Regions from separate parts of the Mus musculus genome. Here region 2 is linked to region 1. A link is a contact called in ENCODE POLR2A ChIA-PET data. All regions are on one chromosome and are shown on one strand. Each heading gives the region's core, a stretch centred on a gene start or an enhancer-like site at or near the end of the contact. The rest is flanking DNA. Distances are from core to core; before and after follow the strand shown.

The links. ChIA-PET counts read pairs that join two places held with the same protein, here RNA polymerase II (POLR2A).
Region 2: POLR2A ChIA-PET joins it to region 1 with 27 read pairs in Patski. The contact joins two enhancer-like sites. POLR2A ChIA-PET finds 5 or more read pairs at or near these places in 2 of 5 experiments (Patski and embryonic stem cell).

What each region holds. Positions count from the first base shown.
Region 1 is chr1:132,265,662-132,273,268 of GRCm38, reverse strand. Gm29630 (a long non-coding RNA gene) reads left to right here. Exons shown (of 4, transcript XR_387388.2): 4 at 4,603-4,668. Among named protein-coding and RNA genes, the nearest start is that of Gm29630, 8.9 kb to the left of the region's middle. Within about 2 kb of position 4,982, at least 1 of the 3 ENCODE cell types and tissues checked has a DNase peak (open chromatin) inside an H3K27ac peak, as active enhancers do.
Region 2 is chr1:132,350,898-132,358,504 of GRCm38, reverse strand. It overlaps Tmcc2 (transmembrane and coiled-coil domains 2), which reads left to right. Exons shown (of 5, transcript NM_178874.3): 5 at 688-2,190. The coding sequence ends at 999. F730311O21Rik (a long non-coding RNA gene) reads right to left here. Exons shown (of 4, transcript XR_878527.2): 4 at 7,061-7,607. Among named protein-coding and RNA genes, the nearest start is that of F730311O21Rik, 13 kb to the right of the region's middle. Within about 2 kb of position 3,109, at least 2 of the 3 ENCODE cell types and tissues checked have a DNase peak (open chromatin) inside an H3K27ac peak, as active enhancers do.

The DNA of each region.
Region 1 (7,607 bases), core at 3,733-6,232:
TGGGCTGAGCACGCTCTTCAGAAAGGCTTTCAGGGTCTACAACAGGGCAAGGAAGGAGCCTGGGAGACCTGTGACTTCAGGTGCACTCTAGGCCTGGTCTCATGGCAGTGTGGGTACACTGGCTTCTCTAATGCAGAATGGCCCACCCTTCATCTTGATGCTGGCCTGGTGGGCTGTTGTTGTTGGTTTGGTTTGGTTTGGTTTGGTTGTTGGTTTGGTTTGATTTTTTCCAGTGTCAAATTGTGAGCTGGGCAGGGGTGAGTACAACTAAAGAGAAGCAGCAGCTCCAGCAACTGATGATCACCACAGGGGAGGAATGTCCCCACAGCCAGGACAGGGATATTGGCTCTGGATGGGGATCCAGGCAGATCACCAAACAGCACACATTCAGACACTTGAGTAATTAACATTTGTTATGCTTTGGATGCAAAATGTACTCCCCCCCACCCCCATGCCCACACACACACACACACACACACATATGCGTGCACGCGCACAGACACCTGTGTTCGTCCTCAGCTGGTGGTGTTCATCTGGAAAGTTATAACAGCTCTAGGAACTGGAGCCTCTTCAGAGGAAGTTATCCGTAGGCAGAGTGGACCTTCAGGCTTATAGCTTAGACTCACTCCTGTGCTTTGTCCCACTCTGCTTCCTGCATCCCTGAGACGTGAGAAGGAGAGGAGCCCTGCCACATGTTCCTGCTACCCTGTTGGACCGTGTCTCCCCAGTCAGGCATGAATCAAAGCAGATCCTGCCTCTCGTAAACTAGTTCTTGTCATGTATTTGGTCACAATGGCCAATACAAATGTGTACATCTGTTCACCCCACCACGTCCTGAGCCCCTGGATGAAGCAATGGCTGGTCATTGTATCCCACCTCCTAGAAGAGAGCCTGGTACAGCAAGTCCTCCATTAGGATGGAAAACAATTGAGGAAAATTGCAACTGAAGCATCTGAAGTAACAAACTGTAGCTCCCGAAAAAGACATTGCTCGCTGTATGAGGTACCAACAGGTAAATGGTTAGAATGTGTGAAAGCAGACCACAACCTTTGCATCACTGCAGAGGTGTGGTGGTTTAAATGAAAGTGGCCCCCATAGACTCATAGGGAGTGGCACTATTAGGAGGCGTGGCCTTGTCTGAGTAGATGTGGTCTTGTCAGAAGTGTGTCACATTCTCTTCCTGCTGCTTGTGGATCAAGATGTAGAACTCTCAGCTCCTTCTCCAGCACCATGTCTGTCTGTGCACAGCCACACTTCCTGCCGTGCTGATAATGAACTGAACCTCTGAATTGTAAGCCAGCCCCAATTAAGCGTTTTCCTTTATAAGTGTTGCTGTGGGTCATGGTGTCTCTTCACAGCAATAGAACACTAAGACAAGGAGTTACCAAAAAGGCAGATCTGTTCACCTGAGTAACTCATCGCCACTTTGGGAGTGCATGAGGTATTTAAAAGGAACCTTCTGGTGGCTTCTTATGAGCAGGAGTCACTGATGTCATACTGTCACTGGTGATTAACCCATAGGAAGCCTTGGCTGGGGAGAGAACAGGTTTCTTCTTTCTGATCTCAGGTTTGGGAAACCCTGCTGCTGACTGATAGATGACATGCTCCCGACACTGTCCCATGTGGCCTGCTTTCTGGAGTAATGTCCCTTTTCAAGGGAGCTGCTGCAGAGTGCTGCCCGTGGCCTTTTGCCTAGAAGCTGTGTCAGGCCTATGAGCACAGGCAACCCCTGGAACCCGCACGGCTGCCACCACTCAAACAAAGAGAAATCCTGGCCCCTGGGAGCCCACCCACTGAGCTGTATTCATCACACACCTCAAAAATCAAGAAAGGGGCCTGGTGGTGGTGATGGTTCCTGGCTTTCATCCCAGCCCTCAGGAAGCAGAAACAGGAGGATCTCTCTGAGTTCAAGGCCAGGCTTGTCTACAGAGAGAGTTCTAGAACAGCCAGGGCTACACAGAGAGACCCTGTCCCCCCCAAAAAAAATCAAGAAAGGGATCCTATCTGACTTCTGAATTTGGTAGTGAAGATAGGCAGGGGGGCTGGTGAGATGGCTCAGTGGTTAAGAGTGCCGTCTGCTCTTCCAAAGGTCCTGAGTTCAAATCCCAGCAACCACATGGTGGCTCACAACCATCCCTAACAAGATCTGATGCCCTCTTCTGTAGCTGTCTGAAGACAGTTACAGTGTACCTAAATATAATAAATAAATCTTTTTAAAAAAAAAAAAAAAAAGACAGGCAGGGGATACAGTGAAGAAAGCCAGCAATTGAGGCACTGACAAGCAGCTAAAGGATTTCAATGGGTCTCCATGAAAATCCCAGAAAAGAATACTGTTAGTAGAATTCTTTAATGAGTTTGGGACTAGAAAACGCACAGAAGCAACCCAGGGCTCTGATGGGTTCTACTAGAACAAGAAGTGCTCAGGTCCCAGTGCCAGGTAAGCCAAGCCTGACTACTCTGGGACATTCTGGTTAGATGCTATAGAAAATGGGGCGAGGGATTTATCTAGGTACAGTTTGGCTTGGCTACAACATACTTTTAGGGAGAAGTATGTAGTGATGTGCTGGCGTAGAAGGGGGAAATCTGGTTTGCTATCTATTCAGAGATAGAAAACTAGGTCCTACAAATACTCTAAGCTGCAAATGTATCTTGTTTACCAGTTTTATTTATTCATTTGGTTGGTTGGTCAGTTAGTTAGGGCTGCCCTCAACTTGCTATGTAGCTGGAGTCCCCTCAAACTTTTTTTTTTTAAGATTTATTTATTTTATATATATGAGTACCCTGTCGCTGTCTTCAGACACACCAGAAGAGGGCATCAGATCCCATTACAGATGGTTGTGAGCCACCATGTGGTTACTGGGAATTGAACTTAGGACCTCTAGAAGAGGTTCTTCTTCTAGAGGTGACACTTCTAGTGCTGACTAGCACTCTCAACTGTGAGCCACCTCTCCAGCCCCTCTCGCCCCTGTCAAACTTTGACCCTTTTCCTTCTACCTCGCAGGTAAAGAGGTCACAGGTATACAACTACGTGGTTTTGTTTTTAAAATTAATTTAGGGGGTTGGAGAGATGGCTCAGGAGAGATGCCCAACAGTAATTCCCTTACCCAGGACATCACACACACACACACACACACACACACACACACACCTTTTCTGTGAATTTGACTCAGGTTAGGTCTCATGCTGATGGACTCATGCAGTGTAGATCCTTTTGTGACTGGCACATTTCGATCATCATGACATCTCCTCAGTTCATCACGAGCTCAGTGTCACCTCAGAGAACATGGTGCTTGTCCTACACTTGAAGAAACCAACCCTTCATCCCCACAAGGATCGGGTGCAGTAAAGGTTTTAATCTGGATGCATTGATTCCCTGTCCAGAGCAGGCTGCCCGCCGTGCCCTACTCCTACCCTTAGTTCTTTGCGTTTCAGCACTGAGGGTAGAAGCAGTGTGCTCCTCCCAGCAACACGACCACCCTAGCTCACAAATGTACCCCATGTTCTTCTCTCTGTGTCCTCATTTGAAGGGGCTGCCCAACATCCCTCTTGTGAAAGGAAAAAGAGCTACTCTTTAGTCGGAACAGTAACGGTTGGTTATGAATAAGCCGTTCCAAAACCACATTTGTCCTGACCCCTTCCCGCAGCACTAGGTAACCCTTAACTCCGTAGAGAATTTTAAGAGCCGCTCTCTAGGAACTGAAGCTGTCACACTAACCCTGTTGCCAGGCAATGGAGAGCAACGTCCTCAATCTATGCCTGCAGAGTGCCTAAAATACGTCCCCGTGGCTCTCCAGACATTAATGCATTAGCCTGGGCTGCACGTAGGTGACCGGTGCACAGGAGCAATCTTGGGAGCTGTCTTTGTGTCTTTCTCTGAGGGGGAGCAGCCCTGCCCCAGCCTCTCCACTTCCTACTCATACCCAGAGGACCAAGAAGGAAATAACCCTGCGCTGTACCCAGCAGCAAGGAAGCCCCACATGACCCTCCTCACAGGTGCTTCTCTTACTTGGGCAGTGTTGCTTCACACAAACTGATGGGTTTCCTTTCATCTGGGTATCTGTGGGGATCCTCCCAGCTAATCAGCTAGGGGCTTTCTTGGTGTGTGTGGAATACACACTTCTGTGTAAGTGCACATGTGTGTGGTATACAGAGTGTGTGGGGTATACACTCCTGAGTGTGTACCTGTGTGTGTATATTCTTGTGTATGTGTGCAAACATGCAAGAAGATGCCAGAGGTTGGCCTTGGATATATTTCTGTATCATGTCTCAATTTTATGTTTTTGAGGCAGGCTCTCTCACTAAACCTGGAGTTGTTTGGCCCAATTAGCTGAGCAGTGAGCCATTGGGATCCTCCTGTGTCCTCATTTCCCCAGTCCTGGAGTTACAGGTGTGCCCGGCCCCACCCAGCTTTCTGTGTGGATGCTGGGAGTTGGAATTCAGGCCCCCTAGGCTTGCACAGGAAGCACTTTACCCCACCCCAGCACTTGCCTATTTTAGTCTTGGGGAAAGTTCTGGCTTCAGAAAAGGATAAAGTTTAATTTTACCTCAGTTCCTCGAATCAACAAGGCTTTCCTTTTTTAGTTGTATTTTCTTTTCTTATAGTTGCAGGGATGGAAGCTGGGGCCTCGCACATGCTCGGCAACACTCTGCTGCCACCGAACCTCATCCCCAGCCGCTCCACAAGAATTCCCCTCAGGGGGCTGTGGGGGTGGCAGGGTTGGAAGAAGAGGAAGATTAAAATAAAACAGCACTGCAAACACAAATAACCCTTCTTAATTTCGAGGCTCACCAGCAACCTCTATAGATCTGGACAATGTGGTCTGGCACCTCTCTATTTATGACTGGCAACAAAAATAACGCGGTCCTTAACCAATTATTTTAAAAAGTTGGTAGCACAGCATTTCTGTGAATGTCAAAAGAAAACAACAAAAATAGAGCCTTTAAGAATTTCTTCCATCTGGCATCCTGCATGCACACTGGCTGAATAAAGATGTAAACAGTACAGCCCACTGTAGAACAGGCCTCCTGCTCTATATAGAGAACACAGCCCAGGGTTCCCGTGTGACGTGCAATGAACTGGATTCTGCTACTTCAGCCAGTATACCCTGCACCTGTTACCAATCCTGGAAATCACTGAGTGGCAGTTGTGGCCCTGAGATAGGCAGAAGCAGTGACCTTTACAGACATGAACACAACCAAGGCCCTGGGGATGACAGCCTGTCCCAAGCTAAGGCTGCAGGATGGAGGCCACCAGAATGTCTTGCAAGCCTTTTGTTCATTTTAGGGACTTCTCTTCAAAGGAACAAATAAGAGGCAAGATCTGGGTCATAGTCTTGAGGCTTCAAATGTCTGTTTGCGTTGGGACGTGCTCAGAAGTAAGCAGGTGCTTTCCAGAGTGAATGCAGAGCCAGGCTTGAAAAGAGATGAGTAACTATTGAGAGAGTTTTCCACCCAAGGAGCCAGGTTTGCAAGGACACAGTGGGGCAGTCAAAACTGGAAAAATAAAAATAAAAGCCCTTCATACTTAGGAGTTTGCTGAGTAAGGAGAGAAGAAACCGGAGTGCTGATTTTTCCCTATTACTGAGAACATTGTAGCTGCCTTTTGCTACTTTGTAGGTGCTTGTTTCTTCCACCCTTCTCCGCCACTTTCCACCTTTCAGTCCCTTGACACTAGATAGGAGAGAAACAAGGACAGAGGAGAAAGGGGGCAATGTTATCATAAGACTACTTCCTGCTATCGGGATATCTAATTTCTTGTTGTTTCTTCTTTCTGCATGACTACTTAACAAACCATGACCAACCAGCAACCACTGACAAAAAACCACCAATCACCAATCACCAACTCCACCTCGGGAGGGCAGAGGGTGGGGGATGAGGGTGCAGGTGGGGGTGGGGGGAGGACTAGCACTTACATACCCTCTGAAAAGTTCCCAGAATTCCAAACATCACACAATTGCAGAAACTATCTACAGCTGGCAAAAATCACAAGGCAAGCCTTAGTCAGCTGCTCTGAGCAGTCCCTGCACCTGGGATTAAAATGAAAGCACATTCCGTTTGTTTGTTTGTTTTTCACTTTGTTTTGTTTTTAAGAAAACAGACTTCTCCATACGGAACAGCCAGGGAGAAGCCTTGCCTTGGTATTTTATTTGGCCAAAGTTCAAGATCTCAATGCCGAGGCTTCTTCAGGGTCATTGCGTAGCTGAAAGGTGAGAAGGCAGGGTTGGTGACTCTCTGGAATCAAGAGGCACTTAAGTCCTGTTTGTTGTGCAACTGGACTCCAGGCATGCAGCGGGGTGGGGAACATAGTTAGAAACACACACTGCCCAGCTGAGAAGCAGGAGGAAGCTCTGTGTGCTGTGTTGTTTGAGATGAGGCAAATGCCTCTTTCTTATAGGGCTGCACCAGGAGTCTGAGACACTGTCCTCAGAAGGGCGTGACTTTAAAGAGTCACTCTGAAAGTAGTGTCCTCCAGAAGATCCCCCATGACAGGAAAGTGAGGCTGGTGGCAGCTATGCATCTGGGAGGGGACCCTTTTGACCGAGGTTAGACTTTTCCTCTGCCTAGAATTCTAGGCATGACCTATTCAGCATCTAGTGTATGGTTCTCCCCCACCCCACCTCCCTATTTGAACTTTCTCTTCCTTTCAAAAGATCAAACAAGTGAACAACTTCCACAAGTGTAGCTTGTATTGTTATAGCATGGAGACAGGACAGCAGTGGAGAAAGTGGTCTTCTCTGCATTAGCCTGGTGGCATCTGGGATGAAGAACTAGATTCTAGGGTATCAGTATGCTCTATACCTGCATATTTTGTCCAATCAATAGGGAAAAAAAGAGTGTCTTAGTTAGGGTTTTACTGTTGTGAACAGACAACATGACCAAGGCAACTCTTATAAAGGAAATATTTAATTGGGGCTGGCTTACAGGTTCGGAAGTTCAGTCCATTATCATGGACTGATAGGTGAGAACATGGCAGTGTCCAGGCAGACACGGGGCTGGACAAGCTGAGAGTTCCACCTCTTGTTCTAAAGGCAGCTAGGAGAAGACTTGCTTCCAAGCAGCTAGGACAAGGGTCTTAAAGCCCATGTCCAATGTGACACACCTACTCTAACAAGGTCACACTGAAAGAACCTAGTGGTGAAACCCCCACTCAGCTCCCGATTCGGCTTGCACCCAAGAATCACGAATAGAACACAACACCTTGATGTAACAACACGAGGTATTTTAATGGCGGAGCTCCGGGTGGAAATGTATCTAACACGGGAGACAGTGGATTCGACCACGAGGCTTGGAAGCTAGGGGTTTTTATAGAAAAGGAGTGGGGCTGGGGGAGGAATTGGCGCGGTTTCACATGATTGGTCCATTTAAACATCAGGAGCCTGTAACATTTAACTTAGGTCAGAGGGGTGGGAGATAGGGAGGTGATGGGCTTGCCCGGGCATGTCCTGGTCTGTTCTGCTATGTTCTCAGCCCCAGGTTTCAAAGCTCACAAACAACTCTTTGGGCTATTTGACATACATTACATAAATCACAGGTCTCGAGTTTTATTTCCTTTCAACACCTACTCCAACAAGGCCACACCTACTCCACAAGGCCACACCTCCTAATAG
Region 2 (7,607 bases), core at 1,860-4,359, 87 kb before region 1:
AGAGTTCTGTTCCCAGTCCTAGCTGTGCCCTTGGCTGTGAAGAGGGGCCATGTGCTACCACCTTCTTGGTACAGTAGCAAGATGCATGAGGTTGGATAATTTGTAAAGAGAAAAGGTCTGCCCAGCTCTCACTGGAGTGTGGAGTCATCCTCTCCTTACAGCTGGTAAGGACCTCACAGCTATAGCCTCCCCAGGGCAGGGACTGTGTCACATGGTGAGGCAGAGAGATTTGGGGGTCAGACTATTCCTGACCCCCAAAATCTTGTAACTCAGATATAGCTCAGAGTCCAGCAATCCCACCAGTGACTTATTTCTTTACAGTAGACACACACACACACACACACACACACACACACACACTTTAAAAGTTCACTACCAGCCGGGCATGGTGGCGTACGCCTTTAATCCCAGCACTTGGGAGGCAGAGGCAGGCAGATTTCTGAGATCGAGGCCAGCCTGATCTATAAAGTGAGCTCCAGGACAGCCAAGGCTATACAGAGAAACCCTGTCTCAAAAAACCAAAAAAAAAAAAAAAAGTTCACTACCCTAACATTGCCATGCAGAAAGCAAGCTTCCAAGCTTACCCCTGAGGCCACACTGAAGCCCTACTGGAATCAGCACAGGTGGACTGGGCTCAGTCTAGTCTCAGCCACCCTGGGCTTCCACATCCACCCTCTGTCCCCACAGGAGGCCGTGGAGTCCTGCCTGACCCGAGTCACCAAGCTGGAACTGCAGCAGCAGCAGCAGCAAGTGGTGCAGTTAGAAGGTGTGGAGAACGCCAACGCGCGCGCCCTGCTGGGCAAGTTCATCAACGTGATCCTGGCACTCATGGCCGTGCTGCTGGTGTTTGTGTCCACCATTGCCAACTTCATCACCCCCCTCATGAAGACGCGCCTCCGGATCACCAGCACCGCCCTCCTGCTCCTCGTCCTCTTCCTACTGTGGAAGCACTGGGCCTCCCTCACCTACCTCCTGGAGCATGTGCTGCTGCCCAGCTGAGCGGCTGCCGCCCCACCCTGTGCTCTCCGGATCCCACTAGCCACAGGCATCTCCAGGAGGGCCCGGGGCTCCTGCGTCCCTCGGGGTCTGTCATGTGACCTGTTTGGCCCCTAACTGTCCCTTCTTTTCACTGCTTCTGTCTGACACCATCTCCCTTTCGGCCTGAAGGTTTCAGAGAGGGTGCTCTGGGCTGGAGGGAGCAGGGACACTCTCAGCCAAATGGAGCAGTGGGGAGACACCAGGGCTGCATTATTTGAATTATTTTGCAGCCACATGGGACTTTTCTGGGTTGACAAGAGGATGCTCTAGTCATGTAAGCCACTAAGATAGAAGGCCAGTCTCAGTTTCCCTAGGGAAGAGCCCATCCTGGAGGCAGCCACAGTTTCCTCCCATGGAGATGGTCTGGATAAAAGCCAGTGGGAGGCCCTGCTGAGCCTAGAGAGTGCAGAAAGGGGAGGGTCCCCAGCCTTGGGGCCAGAGGGCAGGCTTGGCACAGCCACTGGGAGCTCAGCCTCCCCTCCTCCTGCTTCTCCTTCCACTTGAGCTGGTTTGAGACTGGTTTCTGGAGGCTGTGGGGTGTAACTTTGGGTTTGTATTTTTTCTGCTCATCTTTCTGCCTGTCACCGGGTGTGCTGTTTTTCTGAAAAAAAAACAGGCCCCAAGGGCCCTGAGCCTCCAGCCCAAACCCTTAGACCTCTGGGATCACGTTGAGTTCTATTTATTTATTTACTTATTTATTTATTTGTACCCACCCTTCCCTCACTTCTGCCCAGCTGGGCTCCAGAGAGAGGACCCTGCCCATCCTCCTTTTGAAGCCAGGACTTATTCTTGGTTCATCATACTCCAGACCATGTATCCTCTGGTGTCCTGGCTGGAAGAAGGGGCGTGTGGCCATGCAGCCCGCTCTCCCAAGCTGTCCCAGCAAATGGGCAGGAGGGGCATGGCCTCTTTTATATATATATATCTATTTATTTTATATGTGTGTTTGTGAGGAAGAGGATATTTGTCATTTCCTTAAGGCTCTGGAGTGTTGTGTTCGATTCTGCACAGCCCAGCCTCCCCGAGGGCCTTTCCAAGCACAGTGGGGATTTCTTAGAACAGGAGAGAGGAATCCATGAAGCAGGAGAAGCAGTGCCTGCCAGCTGTGGTGGACCTTCCTAAGAAATAAATATCCTTTATGTTTTCAAACCATCCTGTCTGAGGTCTGCTGATTACACTGTCTCTGAAAAATCACAGGATTTCTCCCCACACTGAAGCATTCTGGGTATCATCTGCTGGCCAGATGTTGTCTTCCATACTGAATGAGGAACACACACACACACACACACACACACACACACACACACACACACACACTCACCTGCCTTGCTCTGAGCAACTTAAATGATATGCCTATCAATCCATCCAGCCCCAGCTTTGTTGGAGCACTTCCCAGAAGGGAAATGGAGAAGCGCCCATAGATGCTGTGACCAGTTGTAGCCACAAGGGGTCAGCAGAGTCCGTGCTCCAAAACCTCTCTCAAGACGAAGTCCTCACAAGGCTACTGGCTTTAGCTTGGCTTTGTTACACTTGTTCAGCTGAGGCAGGGAGTACCAGCTTTCCAAGTATGGTGTGGAGGCCTAGCACTTAGTGCCTGCCCTGTGGTTGTAGCACCTACCCCTAACAGCCCCAAAGCACTTCCCAGCAGGACCTTTGTGGATATTTGCAGTAGGCCCTTTGCAGGAGAAGGCAGCAAGAGGAGCTATGATAAAGCAGAACAAAAATAAACCAAAAAAAAAAAAAAAAAAAAAAAAAACAACCTTTGGTCTCAGCACATAACTAGTGCCCTGTAATTAACTCCCAGCCTTTCTCTGGGCCTCAGTTTCCCCATCGGGAAAGCAGGCTGGAGGTGGCCACTGTGCATGTCAATTCTGTGCTGGTATCCCAGGGCCCTGTGAGTCTGACAAGCAAACATTGCAGCTGCGTCTGTGGCCTCAGGCTCCAGGGGACCCAGAGACCGGAGAGGGCACAGTGCTGCCACCACAAGAGTTTGCCCTCTGTTACGTAGGAGTGTTGCCAGACAGCCTTCCAGCTATTCCAGTCTTGGATCTTGTACCCCCTTTCTTTTCCAACCACGTGTCTATGTGCACCTCTCTTGGGGGCCACAGGTGGCCCAGAGCCCACATTCTTGGGCCACAGGTAGGGGGTGGCTGCTCCTGGCTAGACATTTCCTACATTCCTTCCAAGGTCAGATGCCTTCCCAGAATTGGCTCTGAATGCCACTGCCAGCTGCGGCCCACACCGAAAGGGAGCAGGGAGGAAGCAGAGGTCATTCTTGGTCAGTTCTGAGGCTGCAAAGCAAACAGCCTAAGGGAGGTGCAGGCCCCCAAGCTGCATCTTTGTCAAAGAAAGCACTGGCTTACTTCCCTCAGCCAGGAGACAATGGGACACCTAACAGAACCCTGCCATCCTGGGGCTCAGGGAGGCTCCCCTGTTTGTGTCTGTTTGTGTTCCCTCTTTTTTTTTTAAGAAGGGTGAGTTATCCCCCACTTCTTTCTCTTCCCTGAGGTCCAGAGAGTGAGACATTGAGTCAGGGTTACCACTCGTAGTCTGCCTCCTTCAGACTACAAGACCTAGAGGCAGGCCCTTCCCAGAGCATCTATCCCACAAGTGCAGGTCTCACCCCCAGGGTACTAGAGAGCTTAGTCAGACTGGTAGACACCCACTACCTGGGTCTCTTTGGGTGGGGGCAGATAAAAAGACTTGGTGCCTTCTCTCTCCTGGGCAGGTAGCTGCAGAGCCAGCCCACTCGATAACCTCTTGGGTCACAAAGCTGCAGCAAGTGCAAGCTCTGCAAACCCAAAAGGCAGCCCAGGCCTAGTGTGGGGTACAGCTGATTTGTCTGTGCTGCCGAGTGAGGGCAGGGAGGAGACACTGGGACCACGGGAAGAGGAAGGGGAGCTATAACCAGATCTTTCAGGCAGGCTAACCTCTCCTGCAGAGGCAGGCCCTGCAGTCAATCCCGGATCTGGGCTCAAAGTCAACACTGCCACTAGCCTTAGACCTGTCGCACCCAGCTGTTGTCTCACATCGGCCAGTAAGAATGGTGTCTCTGGTACACAGGTGTGGTAACAGGAGACATGTGAGACATCGCATGCCTAAACTTGATGGCACACTCCCTGGAACGTAGAGAAATAACCCAAAGAATGACCACTCCACCTCAACACTAACGCCGGGTGGCAGGTCCAGAACTCCTTGGAGGAACTGAGGTGGACTCTGTAAAGACACACAGGGTGACACTGGCAACACCTCTGACCTGAAGACCCAGGAGCCTTTTCCTCCAGACTAAGAGCCTGCTGATTTGTCTAAGTCTCTCCCCTCAGTCTAATCAGCAGAAGCTTGGCTTCCTAGAAGATGAGACCCACCTGTCCTGAGCCGACATCAAAGCCCTGCAAATGTATCTGTGCGGGGCCCTCCCTCCTCTAGCAGGTGTGGTGTCTAGGAAAGAGAGTGAGTTCCAAAGTCAAGGTGTGTGGATTTGAGTCAAGACTGTCAGCCCCTACACTTGAGAGGAAATGATGTCTACATTGCCCATCGAGTAGGATTTGGCAAGGCACAGAGGTGTCAGGAGTGGGTGTGGTCCCACAGTGCCCCAAAATGACCCCCTCGGGAGCTATTTCCAGGAGATTTCCTACCCATCTAGGACTCCAACAGGGACTCTGATTTGCCACCAGGGCTAGACAAGGAAGCAGCCAGAGTGAAGTGGCTTGAAAGCTTATTGACAACTCTCAGATGAACATGGGAAGAGGCCATGGGCCCCAAGACCTGCTGGGATGGTGTCAAGGGAGGAGAGGAGGTGGGGCTTGCACAGCATATCCAGACGTGTTGGTAAGTCCTGAGTCACCCAAGCAGCCAGAAGGGCAGTCTGGGTGGGGACAGCAGCACTCCCTCTTATACACAGAGCCTCCAGGAGAGCACTCCCACGCTGACAACCCAGCCCTGACATAGTTCGCCGAGTGACCGTCTGGATGAAGTGGCCTGGGCCCATCACTGCTGAAAAGGTCACTTCTGCCACATCCCTGCCTACAGGAAGGACTTATCAAGTTGACTCTTGTTCCAAAAGTACCCCAAGGCTCTTCCCCAGTCTGCCTTTGGGGATCCTGGCTCTGTACCCCGTTAAGCATCTCATCTGAAGCTTCGTGGTTGCCTCTTTCCTTACCCTTATGGGAATTTCAACTCACTGGATAGAAGCCAAAGGCCAGTAAATGCGGTGGCCAGACCCTGTCTTGGCTACAGAAAGGCCACTTCCTCACATCAATCCCCCAGCTGAGAAGCCACTAGCTGTGTCAGGAAAGGTCTTGAGCTATACTTGGAGGTGGTCCTCTGACTATTTATCATACACTCAGAAGATGGAGGCAGGAAGAGAAAGTTTAACTTCCTTTGAGATGGATAACTAATTGAATTCATTCCAGAAAGAAGTTCCCATCACAGACCTGCTGCAACCAGCCGACTTTGACCTATCTTCCCCCTCACCTTCTCAGTCCTGAGAGACACAGCTGAAGAGAAAGGTGCTAACGGGTGGTCCTGATTTTTTTCCACTTTTCCCACTGTGGCTCTTAGGGTTTCCCCCAATAAGGCAAATGACCTTAAACCTAGCCTTAGGTTCATTTCAATCTCGGAAATCTGGTTTTGCGTACCTGGGTATGCATGAACACAGAGACACAACCACACACAAAAGAATGTGTACACGTGCACATATAGACATAAGAAGACATACATACAAGCATATGCATAGATACACATGTACATCTATGAAAATGCAAACACATGCACACATGTGCACACACGCATACAGGCACACAATGGTGCATGCAAGCACACACATACATTCACATGTGTCCACACACATGTGCAGACACAGAAACATGCACTTACATAATACGTACATACACAAATGTATAAACACATATGAACACAACTATGTGCCATGTATGCACAGGTACACATATGCATGTAGTTACACATACATAGGCAAATAGGCACTTTCACACACACAAGAACGCCAGCACAAACATCCAAGCATGTACCATGTACTGGTTAGTTTTGTCAACTTGACACAAGCTGGAGTTATCAAACAAGAGGAGACTTTCATTGAGGAGGCAATTGCCTCCATCAGATTGGCCTGTGAGCACGTCTGTGGGCATCGTCTTGACTAGTGATTGATATGGACAGTAGCGTTGCTCCTGGGCAGAGTTATGCCTGGGCTGATGGTTCTGGGTTATATAAGAAAGCAGGCTGAGGGGCTGCAGAGTCAGTACAGTGGTTATGAAGGCTGGTTACTCTTCAGAGAACCCATCGATTCCCAGGACCCATGTGGCAGCTCACAGCTATCTGTAATTCTAGTTTCAGGGGATCTGATGCTCCTTCTAGCCTTTGCACAGACACACACACACCATCACCTGCATGTATACAAAACTGCTCTTATACAAGCACATATCCCAGTGTCCACACACACATCATTACATCACTTCTCTGGGATTCTAAGTTCTCATCTTAATTGGAGAACTTGAGAGGGAGACACAGATACAGCTAATGAGTTATCAGGCCCTGGAGGCTCAGACAAGATAGGATAAGGTGCTGTGTGGAAGAATCCCACCACAGAGAGAGGAAAGCCCATGGGAGACCCATGATCAGGATCCTGCTTATTTGGGATGCCGGGGTATGGGGTTGTCTGGGACCATCAGGCAGGTCCTCACTGCTGGAAAGCCCAGGCTGGGAGGAGCCAGAGGCTGGATTTGAGTCAGTGGCTCCTTTTTCCTCACATCCTCTTACATGTTCATCAAATTTCTTGGTGACAGCATTCTGACAGGGATGAGGAGCAATCTCAAAGTAATTTTAATTTGCATTTCACCGACGATAAGAGATGTTGAACACATTTAAAAACAGTTATTGGCTCTTTGTGTTTCTTCTCTTGAAAACTGTCTGCTCATTTAATTAGCCTATTTGTTGATTGGCAGTTTAATTTCCTTGGTATTTAATTTCTGCAGTTCTTCGTACATTCTGTCAGTCCCTGTCTGAAGTATGGCTGATAAAGATGGTCTCCCATTCTGTGGGCTGTCTGTCTGCTCTGCTGATAATTCCTTAATAATGATGATTGAAAACCACTTTTTAAAAAGAATTATTTTTATTTTATCAGTATGAGTATGTTCCCCGACCATGTCTGTACATGCACCTCCTGTGTGCAGTTCCTGAGGAGGCCAGAAGGGGCACTAGATTCCCCCCAGAACTGGGATCACAGGTGGTTGTGAGCCACTTGCTGGGTGCTGGGAACTGAACCTGGGTTTTATGTAAGAGCATCAGATGCGATGCGTTTAACACATGAGCCATCTTCAGCTCTTAAACAAGCAAGCAAGCAAACAAAAATCTTTAAAGAGGCAGAAAGTGAAGACAGGCGTCTATGAGTTTCACTATTTCTTCCCAAGGCTGGCTCCTTAAGCCACTAAGCGTGTGTCCCATGCCAGAGATGAAAGATCAGTCTCCAAGGGAACCGTTTGTCCATCTGTTCATCAAAGCAGTGCAAAACATCTGAGTAAGAGATGGCAGACACAGAAACCCAAATGTACCCTGAA